3 separate regions of the Homo sapiens genome follow, and all the other regions are linked to region 3. Evidence: chromatin contacts called from ENCODE Hi-C data. All regions are on one chromosome and are shown on one strand. Each heading gives the region's core, a stretch centred on a gene start or an enhancer-like site at or near the end of the contact. The rest is flanking DNA. Distances are from core to core; before and after follow the strand shown.

Region 1 (4,484 bases), core at 1,381-3,880, 340 kb after region 3:
GTTAGTCAAAGTGTGATTTGAGGAAGAATAGCATCAGTATCTGCTTGGAGCTTATGAGAAATGCAGAATCTCAGGCCCCACCCAGATCTGTGAATCCGAATCAATATTTTACTAAGAGCCTCTGGTGATTCATATGGAAGTTCTTTAAATGAATATTTTAATAAAGTTTCTTGTTCCGTGTTGTTAAACTTCAAGTATAAATTCTGTATACCAACACCATCCTGTGTTGTCTTTTGTTTTTCTATCTTTCTATCTTCCATTTTGTGGGCTTTTATTAATAGATTATTTAATAACTACTATAGTCAACTACACCAAAACCTCCCCTCTGGGATATATTTGTGAGTCTCTTGTTTATGATAAATACCAATAAAAAGTATTCAATAAATTAAAAGCATCTCGGAGTATCTTGAAATGCTATATATACAGATTGCTTCTTGAAGATAATTAACATTTGCCTGGACGCTGTCCTTTAGTGAGCAGAACTTGATCTAGTTGAGTCCCTTTAATTGTCCTTCTCTCTCTCTCCCCTAAAAGATGTGGTTCTTCCTTTGTCTCTTTTGCCCAGTCATCACTGCTTACTTTTTTAAGTGGTCTCAGCCAACTCATGGTATGAATTGTCTTGCGGCATCAATCCATGAGAAACCAATTCCTGTCCTCCCCTCCAGATTGGTGCAACATCCTTCACCAGTACCATCAAATTTTTCCTGTACTTGCTAGTGTGGAGTTCCCTTACACACACACTCATCATTGAGTCCCTTTGACTCTTTATAAAAAGAAATGTAGAGACGTGGAAATGCACTTTTGGTCAAATACAGATCCCTTTCCCATTAACACCAGCCTGTAGCAGTTTCCAGGGGATAAGCATCCAATCCCAAATTTTCTCTCATTCCTTTACTTATGCAAAAGTATTGAGTGTTAGTTTTGTGCCAGCCAAACATCTTGTAGAAGATATTGGCATAAAGTTTCTCTTCTTTTTTTCCCTTTCTAATCCTCCTTCTCCACTGCCTCGTAACTCATGTGCCTAGTTTCCTATCATCTTTCTTCTTTCAAAGAACGACGATTCCTCTCTTATGACCCCAATTCTACCCTCTTTTCCTATTTTCCTGGTTCTATTCAGCATTTAGAACAAATGGTCTAAATGAGGTCACAAGCTCCATCCAAATCTTAGCGTTCATATCAAGAATTGGCAAATTCCAGTAGCTAGAGATCCAAGTGGGAGAGGCAAGAATGATCTGATTCTTTCAGGGCATGAATATTAGTGTGGAACAGTATCAGAGTTCAAACTTTCTTCCCTTCTAAATACTTCTAACTATGACACATTCTGCCTCTAGTTAATCCTCCCTGACATCTTTTCAGCCTACCCCCAACCCACTGCAGTGAATAAGCCTTCTGCTACCAGTTTTCCACGCACCAAAGTCCAATCCATTCTCAAACAGTGATTCAGGCATACCAGAAGAAAGTAGCAGGGAATGCCTCCAGCTTTGTTCTTTTGGCTTAGGACTGACTTGGCAATGCGGGCTCTTTTTTGGTTCCATATGAACTTTAAAGTAGTTTTTTCCAATTCTGTGAAGAAAGTCATTGGTAGCTTGATGGGGATGGCATTGAATCTGTAAATTACCTTGGGCAGTATGACCATTTTCACGATATTGATTCTTCCTACCCATGAGCATGGAATGTTCTTCCATTTGTTTGTATCCTCTTTTATTTCCTTGAGCAGTGGTTTGTAGTTCTCCTTGAAGAGGTCCTTCACATTGTGGCATTATTCACAATAGCAAAGACTTGGAACCAACCCAAATGTCCAACAATGATAGACTGGATTAAGAAAATGTGGCACATATACACCATGGAATACTATGCAGCCATAAAAAAGGATGAGTTCATGTCCTTTGTAGGGACATGGATGAAATTGGAAATCATCATTCTCAGTAAACTATCGCAAGAACAAAAAACCAAACACCGCATATTCTCACTCATAGGTGGGAATTGAACAATGAGATCACATGGACACAGGAAGGGGAATATCACACTCTGGGGACTGTGGTGGGGTGGGGGGAGTGGGGGGGATAGCACTGGGTGATATACCTAATGCTAGATGACGAGTTAGTGGGTGCAGCGCACCAGCATGGCACATGTATACATATGTAACTAACCTGCACAATGTGCACATGTACCCTAAAACTTAAAGTATAATAAAAAAAAAATAAAAAAATAAAAAAAAAAAAAAAAGAAAGTAGCAGGGCAAACGTTTAGCTTCCATCACAATGCTACGGAAGCCATACAAATGTATATCTGGTAACTGTCAGTGAACTGCAACGGAGTTCTGGTGCCCTACAAGTCTACTACTCAAGAGAGTTAACTGCCTGTGTTGTTTGAGTCCGCATGTGTTGCTAGGAGTCTGCAGCACCACTCCCTCCGGCTTACAGCTGGAAGAGATAAGTCTCTGCCTTAGGAAAGTGTGTAGGATGCACACAGAAACCTCAAGATGCAATACAGCTGTGAACAATGTGACACTGTCCTGGGCTAAAGCTTGGGATGACTGTGTAGTGAAAGTATGTATGCAGTTTAATAAAGCTAAAGCCCCCCATTCCCGTGCCCCATGAGAGACTGTCCTCCACTTTCCCTGGGAGCTGACTTTCCAGGACTCTGATCCAAGTTGTAATGAGCTCACTAGCTCTCACAGCCGGAACTCAAGAGGAGTGAGACTATCCAAGAAACCAGTTACGCCATGTTTCCATGGCAGCTGGGAGAAAGCGCACTTCAGAAGGGTAAAAATGCTGAACTGCACATTTCTCTTCATAACTTGTATTATTTTATCCAGGGCTGGTTCTAGCCTATAAATAGAGAAATCTAGAAACGTAAGGAACAAGGGCAAACATCAAACCACCTACCTTCTCAAGTTGAATTTCCAACTACTGAAGTGATAGGCCATTCATCTTTTATTTTGAAACATGAAACAAGTAATAGGCTTCTCTTGCCCCTTTGTTTAGTCTATGCATTTTTCTTGACTTTGGTAAGTATTTCTGTTTTATGACTTTCACTTTTACTCTGTGTAATAGTAGCAGGTGTCAAAATTCACCAGAAAAGAGGAACAACTGGTCAAGTTTGCGTCACATATCTACATGTTACATGCTTTTGAAAAATAGTGAGAAACACCTCAGCATTTTAAAGCCATGGAAGCATTCCAAAGATATTACAGAAAAAAAACATTAAGTCCCTTCATTTCAATTTTATAGCTGGTTTCTGTCTTTTTAATAATACTGCAAAAATCCTACTATCTCTGACTGAACTGAGGTCTAGAATTTAAAACAAGGAGTGTTTTAGTCTATCTTTCCAATGGCTTATGGAGACTTTTTGGAAAGGCCTAAGGTTTCAATATGCCTATCTATTAGCTAGAAAGAACAATAATGACCTCATTAACTTTATGAGTGGAAAGAGCTGTACGGCTAAATGATTATTCCAACAGATAAATTGGTATAGTGGTCTTTGTTTCTTCATACCAACTCTATTTCCCAGAAGAAATTTAATCCAAATCTCCCAGGTGGTAAGTGAAAAATAAAATTTAGAGCACATATGCTTTTGGGGGAGTATTGTTCTAAATTCAGTGTTTGGCATACAATACGCATTGAACTACTACTGCCTGCCTATTTTACTAATTTTCCAAATTTTCCCAAGAAGCCAAAACAAGGCAGTCTCCCCACATACTCCTATTATAGAAAGGTGGCATATTTTAAAATATAATAATATGTCTCCAATTTTCCAGTCTCACTCCTCCAAAGGATTCTAATGGACTTTTCAGATGACAAGTATTATTCTTGCCAGCTCAAACTCACTAGAACAGACAAGAACCTTGGATCTTAATGAGACTTCAGACAAATTGAGTAATTTAAATCCAGTCTGTCTTGAAAGCAAATTAAGCCAAAATATCCAGGCTTCAGAAGTCTAGAATTATTGGGAGATCTTCAAGAACAGACCAGGAATTCTGGAACATATCTTTAAAGAATTAGCTGAGAGAAGAGGAACACTAACACATCATACTTGGTCTATAATTTTTTAGATATATTTGAGGCCTCTTAAAATCTCAACTCGTAAAAACCTCATCATCAACATAGAGCTTTACTTAAATGGGGGAAAAATAAACCTACACACAGATAAACAGGAATTATGCATTCATACTTAGATAAGTACAGAAAGTACAGTCTGTGAATTTATAATTACTATCAAGTTATGTTTCCAGATGTGAAATGGTATTACTTATTTATCACCAATGACTTTGTAAAACTCTTCTAAGAAATGAAGGAGAGGGCCAGGTGTGGTGGCTCACACCTGTAATCCCAGCACTTATGGAGGTCGAGGCGGGCGGATCACGAGGTCAGGAGTTCGAGAGCAGCCTGGCCAACATGGTGAAACCCCGTCTCTATTAAAAACACAAAAAAATTAGCCAGGCATGGTGGTGCACACCTGTAATCCTAGCTACTCAGGAGGCT
Region 2 (4,481 bases), core at 202-2,701, 300 kb before region 3:
GCCGAGGCGGGTGGATCACCTGAGGTCAGGAGTTCAAGACCAGCCTGGCCAACATGGTGAAACCCCATCTCTACTAAAAATACAAAAATTAACCGGGCGTGGTGGTGTGCGCCTATAGTCCCAGTACTGGAGAAGCTGAGACAGGAGAATTGCTTTTGAACCTGGGAGGCGGAGGTTGCAGTGAGCCAAGATCACACCACAGTACTCCAGCCTGGGCAACAAAGTGAGAATCCGTCTCAAAAGAAAAAAAAAGAAATGCTCCATGTAGAATTATAGAATTTTTGTACCTTTTTAACATCGAGATCTAGACTTGATCACTACTTTATTCAATTCAGAAACTACTTATTGAGCATTTATTAAGGGCCAGGTATTAGGCATTTTATACATAAAAACCACTAAGGTTTGATTTCTACCTCCAAAAGGCTCGTAGTTCAGGGACTTCTCTGATCAGGAAAAAAAAAATGACTGTGGTGTTGCAGACAGGAAATTACTATTTAATACTGACAGTGCCTTCTTCCTGTTTCACCAGAAGAGAAAAAGTCGGAATTTGAGGATATATTCTATTCGGGCAAGTTTCACTTCTCAAGTGATTCCCATAAACCCCTTTCTAGTCTGCACTCCAAGGTAATCCATTTGAACCTCTCCTTGGGTCTATTTTCCTTCTTGCAATTCATGAGGACATGTTTTTTTGTATTTACAAAGCTTTTATCTGAATTACAAGATGATCAAGTCAGAAAAACTGGTTCTTTCTGGTCCTCTGACGTAGGTCCCTCTGAACATTTAAGGTGAAGAGTCAGCTGCCCATGCAGAATTCATTCATTTACCCAACTCAAATTCATAAAGTGCCCCCCACAAAACTGTGAAATTTGAGTTGCCTGGACAAGAGACCTTCCACACGAGAATAGTGCCTTGTCAAACAACTAACTACTGTGTCTTTATACTTTCAAAACTTTAAGTTTTAAAGCCATTTCTGCAGCAAAATCTCACATTAAAAGATAGGTTTTAAGGCATATACTCCAAACTTCTGTGGGTCGAATTTAGTTGAATAATGCCTTTGTTAGCAACTAATGAGCCTGTCATCAAGAATGAGGAAGTTGGGAAGAGAAAGGTGGAATGTTTCCCAAATTATCTCATTTTAAGAATCACCTGATGTGCTTATTAAATATGCAGATTTTCTAGGCCCTTCCCCTGGAGATTTGGTTCATTAGATTTGGACCTGGGACTGCCACATTTAACAACTGCCTCAGAAGATTCTTACGATTAGACTACCCTACAGCAATAGTTTTTAACTTTGGATGTACATTAGTAATATCTGGGGAGTTTTTTCGCTGTTTTTTTTTTTTTTTTTTAAACAGGGTCTCACTCTGTCACCCAAGCTGGAGTGCAGTGGTGCAATCACAGCTCACTGCAGCCTCAACCTCCTGGGCTTAAGCGATCATCCTGCCTCAGCCCCACTAGTAGCTGGGAGTACAGGTGCGCCACCTGGTGAGTTTCTAAAAGTACATATATATTAATACCTGGGTTGCAAACACAAATACTCTAATTTATCTGGGTTGGTGCCAAGCATTGGTCATTTTTTAAAGTTCCCTAGGTGATTCTAGTGTTGAGCCATTCTAGTGTTCAGAAATAATGATCTAAAGTAGCAGTTATAAAACGTTTTGGTGTCAGGATTCCTTTACACACTTGAAAATTGTGGAGAGTGGTGCGTGCCTTCAGTCCCAGTTACTTGGGAGGCTGAGGCAGGAGGATTGCTTAAGCCCAGGAGTTCAAGGCTGCAGTGAGCTACGACTACACCTGTGAATAGTCACTGCACTCAACAAGCAAGACCCTGTCTATAAAGAAACAAAACAAGCAAACAAAATTATGGAGAATTTCAAAGAGCTCTTATGTGGGTTATATTGATATTGTCCATAAGCAAAATTAAAACTAAGAAATTTTGAAACATTTATTGGCCCATTTAATAATTATAATAATAGACCCATTATGTGGTAATATAAATAATGTACTTTTGATTTAAAAATTATTTTTCAAAAAAATTAACGAGAAGAGTAGCATCCTTTTCTATTTCTACAAATCTCTTTAACACCTGGCTTATAGAAGACAATTAGTTTCTGCATTTAATCTATTGGGATAAGCTGTTTTGATTGAAGAATTCTACTTGAAGTATATGAAGAAAATCCAGCCTCTCAGAAATATGCTGTTGAAAAAGGAAAGAGTGTGTTAAAAGCTTTTCAGATAACTGTGGATATTCCTCTTGGACACAACACCAAAACTTGACAAGTGACAATTTCTTAAAGGTTGCTTGTAATGTGGAACAGAAAGTATATTATGAACTTCTTGTACTTCATTATATTAAAACCCATTGATCCATCTTATACTTTTAATGCATCATTTACTCATGCAAGATTTTATATCATACATTGGTCATTTGAAAAAATATCAGTTCCCTGAGTTATGCAGCCCTTCCAAATGCTGGCACATTTCCTACTGTATAATATCAAAACATCACATTTGTTAATATCACAACCAGTCTCATCAGGAGAGTCAGTAGGTACTGAGATGCTGTCAAAATCCCAATAGTGGAATAGGTTTTTCAAAATTGTAATATTCATTTGAACACTTGAGTTTCATTGTTGGCCACATATATACTGTCAGTTGTTTTCCTTGAAGTGACAAACAGACTTCATTCATTTTCAAGCAAATGTTTGCCAGATCTCCAAGTCTGAAAAACCATGGTTTGCCAGTTGCTCTTTGGAGTAAAAATAGTGTTTCACGAGAAAAGCCACTAGTTAAGCCATCAACCCAATCACTCAAATGCTTTTCCTGGCGGCATCTATTCTACTTCAGTGTGCAGCGGAAGTGCTTTATGCATGCCTCATATTTCATTGCAGGGAAGTTTTTTAAGTGTACTTGAGTCAAGATTTAATAAAATTAATAATTCTTGCTGTTTCATCAAGGACATTCTTAAATGAGAGAGGCTTTTAAATTTTTTTAAATTTTTTAACTTTATTTTTTATATTATATTATATTTTATTTTATTTTATTGAGATGGAGTCCCACTCTGTCGCCAGGTGGAGTGCAGTGGCACGATCTCTGCTCACTGCAACCTGTGAGTTTAAAACTGTGAGTGTGTGGGGATGAAAAATACAATGACTACTAGTAAAGTTTAGCACCACTGCCTTGATACACGCTAAGGAGTCGGAATTTTGTTTATTGCTTTTGCACCACCAGTGCAATCGTTAATACAGTGAAAAAGGAAAACAGCATCTTGGTATTATTACGAGAATGTTTTGATATGGACTCCCCTGAAATGCCTTGGGAAGCACACTTTGAGAACTGCTGACCTAAAAGAACATAAAGCAGTACTGGTAGGGGAGGCAGGCGGGGCAAGTTTAGCATGCATTTACCTATTTATTGCTGAGATTAGAATATTCACCATACTTGGGTTATTTATTTATTGTCTTAAGATTCACAGTAACATCCACAAACTATATGTTACTATTCCTATTTTACAAATAAATAAATTGAAGCTCAGAAAGGCTAAATAATTTTCTAAGATCAAGCAAGGATCAGGATTTAGATCGAAATATTCCTGATTCTAAGCTTACTCTGTTGCCACTACGCCAAGCTGTTTTCCTTCTATTGAACCGTTTAGGGTGTAAATAACAGATATTAAGGCATATCAAGCATTTATTATGCACTAAAAACAGTTGAACTTTAAATGTATTAACTTATTTAATCATTCCAACAGGCGGGTACCCATATACACCCTATTTTAGAACATAGGGAAACAGAGACCCAAAGAACTTCTCAAGGACACAGCTAGTAACTATGGTGCTAAGATTTTAGCCCAAGAGGAATGGCTTCAAAACCATTTTACTAAAACATCTCCTGGCCAGGCATGGTAGCTCACGCCTGTAATCCCAGCACTTTGGGAAGCTGAGGCGGGTGGATCACCTGAGGTCGGGAGTTCGAGACCAGCCTGACCAACATGGAGAAACCCCATGTCTACTAAAAATACAAAATTAGCCGGGTGTGGTGGCACATGCCTGTAATCCCAGCTACTCGGGAGGCTGAGGCAGGAGAATTGCTTGAACCCGGGAGGCAAAGGTTGCAGTGAGCCGAGATCGCGCCACTGCACTCCAGCCTGGGCAACAAGAGTGAAACTCCATCTCAAAAAACAAAACAAAACAAAACAAAAAAATCCCACAAAATCTCCTAAGTAGAAATAGTAATGAAAAACTCTGAATAAAAAAATTATAATTAAGATACTTGTAATTATTACTTGAATAAAGGAAGTACTTCAATGCTTGAAACAAATACTTTTGCCTATTTGCATCCAAAATGTCATATGATCAAAAGATCTTGGTTTATTTGTTTCATTTCCTCGAGGAGAGACAAAATCATGTGTGGAAAAACCTTAAGTGTGTGGAAATTTTAGCAAGAAGTTAATTCACAGAAATCACTAAGAATAGATTCCT
Region 3 (4,321 bases), core at 498-2,997:
AGTATGGTGAAAGAACACACACTCTAGAATCAGACCTACATGAGTTTGAGTTCTAGCTCTGCAATTTACCAGCTATATAATCTCCTCAGCGAAGTCGCCAAAGAATATTGGAGGTTAGTATTGTTCTGTGCAATCGGCATAACATTATCTTTAGCATAGGGTAGCTGTGAGGATCTCCAGTGCCTGAATATAATCGACGTTAGCTCTGTTTGCTCCAACAAACTGTACACAATGTGGTATCTATAACTGAGGGGAAGACTCCATCAAATAAACATATGGATGAAAATTCAGGGTGACTGAATGCAGATTATGTTCTTTCAGATGTGAAGATGAAAATCACATATTTAATATTTACCTTCACTGAAGTCTTTCCCTTGATTAAGCCAGTTGTAAGCAAGTGGGGGCGGGGGCTGTCCCTACGGTTGTAAAGATTCATATCACACACTGACTAAAAAGCATGTATATGTATGTGCCTGTATTCTTCCGGTGTTCATAAAACACACCATCACAAAACTTACCATGGGTGATGAGGCCCTTTATAATTTAACACTGTGCAAAATTAAACTCTCATCTCAAAAAACCCTTTCTTCTTCCACGTGTTCTTGTATACTACTGCAAATCATTACTAAAGCAAAGAAAAAAGTAAATTCTCTTATCCTTTCAAAATGAAAAAGTGCGCAAAGAAAGCTCAGTTTGCCAAACTGTTCCCTTTTCTCATTCATTCTTGTTCTTTTAGAAACCAGAAGTAAATATACTGTATGCCAAAATGACTGCCTGATTGACAAACGTCACTGAAGAAACACATCGAACTGACAAGCCCGGTCTGGACCAAAGGTGGCAAGTTTTCTTAAATAATTTAAATAAGTTACATTTCAGTAGAAACAGAAGGATTTACACTTTAACACATTAACAAACTTTGGATCTTTTTATGCAGCTTACTTTATGCCTCACCTGTCCCTCACCCTTCAAATCCTGCTTTTACGCACTTTATGAGCTGGCACACGGTAGTAAACTACAGAACTCCAACTGGGAATAACTCTAATCTGTTGTTGGACCTCAGAGGACTGCTTGTGCGATCTTTAAAGGAAAGCAGTGTTTTCTCCTTACTCAACACCTACCAACAGTCATCTGGAAACCTCCTCTCCAACAATTCTTACTATACTGCTACTAACCTTCACATCTCTCAACACCCTCAACGGCCCCCACGCTGGTGCTGCTAGTCCTCATCCTCAAACACCTTCCTGGGGGCTTAAAGCCGGTCCACAGAGGCTCACTCTCCGCAATGCCTAGGGTCCGGCGAGGAAGGGCATCGTCCCCTCCGTTTGGGGGACCAAGGCCAATCAAGTCGACACCCCACCCCAGCCACTCCCTCTCCCCTCGGCCTCTCGGGGCGTCTGGGGCGGGCGCGGACGCGCCAGGCCCTGCGCAAACCTCCGGCAGCCCCGCAGTTCCCGCTGTCAGCCGCAGTCCCGGGCCGGGGTGAGTCCCCGGGACGCCGCAGTTGCGCACACGCCCACCGTCTCAGGCACAGGGTCACTGGGACGATCCCGGGGGCGCCCCCGACGTCCCTGCTCGGGCAGGTGCCGGGCCTCCCCGCGGACACTCACCAGGCGGCTGCTGCTCTCTGGCCGCCGCCGCCGCCGCCTCGCCCTCACGCCCGTCGCCTACTCCCGCGGGGGGTCCGGGCCGGCGCCGCTTCCCCGCCCGAACCCCCAGGGTACGCGCCGTGCAGGGCCGGGATCCGGTGTGAGCCGCCGCCGCCGCCGCCGCCCCCTTTCCTCCCTCCTCCCTCAGTGCGTCCCTCCCACCGAGGCCCGCCTCGTATTTCCTAGATCCGGTCTGAGCGAGAGCTTGGCAAGCAAGCTCTGGCTTCAGGGCTTCCGTCGGGCGCCGTCGCTCGCCAGGCACAAAGATGGCGCCGCCGGGTACTGCCCAGGGCGATCTCGCGAGGCTTCCCCCACAGGAACAGGAGGGCGGGGGCCCAAAGGAAAGGTGATAAGTTAGGGAAGCCTGAGCAAACGCTTCCCATATCGGAAATGGGCAGTACCAGTTACCGAAGAAGTTACTGCGCCTGCGTGCGCGGGTAATGACGCATGCCCGGAACGGCCCCTAAAGTAGGACCTAGTTCTCCAGGTTTTACCTGTTTCCACTAGTGGCGCGGGGCGGGGTAATGAAACCCAGTCAAGAAACCCAGTAAAGGGCTTGGCAGGACCAGGCACCAAGTGAGAGGCGTCCCTTAAGGCTTGGTCATCCCTCAGGAGCCCGAATGGCCAACACACTTTTTGCGTCCCCGGGAGTCTTCTAACCCTTTGCTTGTCCTTATGGGTTTTGTCACCGAGTATTCTGTGCAAAGCCTCAGCTGCACCTTCTTCATCCTGTTATGGGTTCACATTATTAATCAAGAGCTTCTTGCTGTGTGCTTGCAGATGGCCTCACAGTTGGCAGCCACAGTCCTCCTGTTTCCCACATCACCATCTAACTTTCTCTTTCATTTTTAGTGCTACATGAGCCATCTGATACTAATAATTCTTTTTCCTATTTTATTTTTTCTTGCTCATTCATTCAAACGTGTGTTGTTCAGTTTCCTATGTGCCAGCTACTGAGGAAATGCTGTGATCTCAGGGAGCTATTGGTCTGGGATGGAGATGAATGAGAAAAAACAATGACGACACTTTAGCACAGTAAGTTCTATGATAGAAATGAGTACAGAGAGGAGTGACAGATATGGGGGGAGGATATAAAATACATCAAAGAGGAAATTCCTTTTTTTTTTTTTGAGACCGAGTCTCACTCTGTTGCCTAGGCTGGAGTGCAGTGGTGTGATCTCGGCTCACTCCAACCTCAGCCTCCCAGGTTCAAGTGATTCTCGTGCCTCAGCCTCCCGAGTAGCTGCGACTACAGGTGTGTGCCACCATGCCCGGCTGATTAGTTTTGGTAGAGACAGGGTTTCTCCTGTTGACCAGGCTGGTCTTGAACTCCTGACCTCAGGTGATCTGCCCGCCTCGGCCTCCCAAAGTGCTGGGATTACAGGTGGTGAGCCACCGCGCCCAGCCAAAGAGAAAATTCTTGAGCGGTGTCTGACAGGCATAGGATTTAGTCCAGTGAATCACTCAGGGCGATAGCAGGAAACAAACCACCCCAATTATTTCAACCAAGAGAATTTAATATCAAGAATTGATTATTAGGCAACTGATAAGGTCAGAGAGAACTCTTAATGTATCGCAGAGGTAGCAACTGCAGGAAGCAGCTACTATGCCTAGAGCTAGGAGGAGGAAGGGAAGAGGTTGGGATTATTACAATTTAGACGTTTAGAGGAATTGCCTTGTGGAGGTAAAACTCAGACCTCTGAGAAAGGAGCAGCATCTGCTGGTGCTCGTGTCTTTGAGTGGGGCTCAAGACGTTGTCTCTGCAAGTGTGGGGAAACTGCAAAGGATCCAACTGCTGCTATGGGAAGGAAGTTCTCCTGTCCCTCTGGGAGCTTCCAATCTCCCTCTAGCCTGGGGATGAGAATGTGACACCTGGACTGGAGCTGAACTTGACCCACATCCTGAAGTAGAGCAGCTCCAGTGTCAAGAGCCACTCATTTTGGAAGCTGGATGTGGTCAGAAAGGGGGTCATTCACTCCTATCACACACCCCACATACTGGGGCCCATCGTGCTGAAACATTTGTAGAAAACCTGCTTCAAGTTCAGGTTTCGGACCAAGCAGAGCAGCCCCAGCCAACTCACAAACCCATGAGTGAGAAATAAATGCTTATTGTAGCATGGCACTGAGACTTTTCCTTATTACGTGGCAAAAGTGGACTAATACGGCAGCTCTGTTCCACAAAGTGAGCCACGGTTTAGTCTCCCTATGTCTTCTTGCTCCACCATTCCTAGACTGTCGTCCTAGTCTACATGGTCCAGAATGGCTCAGCACGACATCACATTTCAGTCATCAAGGGTGTGAAAGCCTACCCATTTCCTTTAAGGGCATGACCCAGAAGTTGTTACCATCAACTTATGTTCACAACCCACTGGCCAGAACTTAATCACGTTATTGCATCTACCTGCAAGGGAGACTGTGAAATGTGGTCTTATTCTAAGCAGTCCTGTAACTAGCTAAACATTCCATGACTTTGGAAAAAACATTGAGGGGACAACCAGAAGCCCCATAAAATTATCAAAACCCAGACCTTATTTGAAGTTATATCTTGTCCTCTCTCCCAGTTGGATCCTACCACCAATGAGGAGCTTGGAGTCAAGGAAGCAGGTGTAACCCTTCTCTTTCCGTCCCTTAGGCTTCTACTTCTCCTACCCTATCTTGCTAACCATAGCTGTA

The links. Hi-C counts contacts between places; a loop is a spot of excess contacts on that map. Pooled maps may share reads with other maps.
Region 1: a loop to region 3 is called in a map of B cell, with 5 times the contacts of the local background. The contact joins the enhancer-like site here to the promoter of TAB3 in region 3. A Hi-C loop is called at or near these places in 1 of 168 maps with a recorded cell type or tissue (B cell), 2 of 37 single-sample maps with no recorded cell type and 6 of 50 pooled maps.
Region 2: a loop to region 3 is called in a map with no recorded cell type, with 8 times the contacts of the local background. The contact joins the enhancer-like site here to the promoter of TAB3 in region 3. A Hi-C loop is called at or near these places in 7 of 37 single-sample maps with no recorded cell type and 4 of 50 pooled maps.

What each region holds. Positions count from the first base shown.
Region 1 is chrX:31,226,066-31,230,549 of GRCh38, forward strand. The region is part of intron 63 of DMD (dystrophin); the gene reads right to left. Among named protein-coding and RNA genes, the nearest start is that of FTHL17, 160 kb to the left of the region's middle. RefSeq lists silencers at 1,227-1,521, 3,119-3,168. Within about 2 kb of position 2,631, at least 6 of the 41 ENCODE cell types and tissues checked have a DNase peak (open chromatin) inside an H3K27ac peak, as active enhancers do; they include B cell, where a contact is called at or near this core.
Region 2 is chrX:30,592,525-30,597,005 of GRCh38, forward strand. No RefSeq gene overlaps it. Among named protein-coding and RNA genes, the nearest start is that of TASL, 17 kb to the left of the region's middle. RefSeq lists a silencer at 1,323-1,432. Within about 2 kb of position 1,452, at least 3 of the 41 ENCODE cell types and tissues checked have a DNase peak (open chromatin) inside an H3K27ac peak, as active enhancers do.
Region 3 is chrX:30,887,507-30,891,827 of GRCh38, forward strand. It overlaps TAB3 (TGF-beta activated kinase 1 (MAP3K7) binding protein 3), which reads right to left and starts at 1,748. Exons shown (of 11, transcript NM_152787.5): 1 at 1,608-1,748. RefSeq lists a silencer at 1,404-1,793 and an enhancer at 1,954-2,123.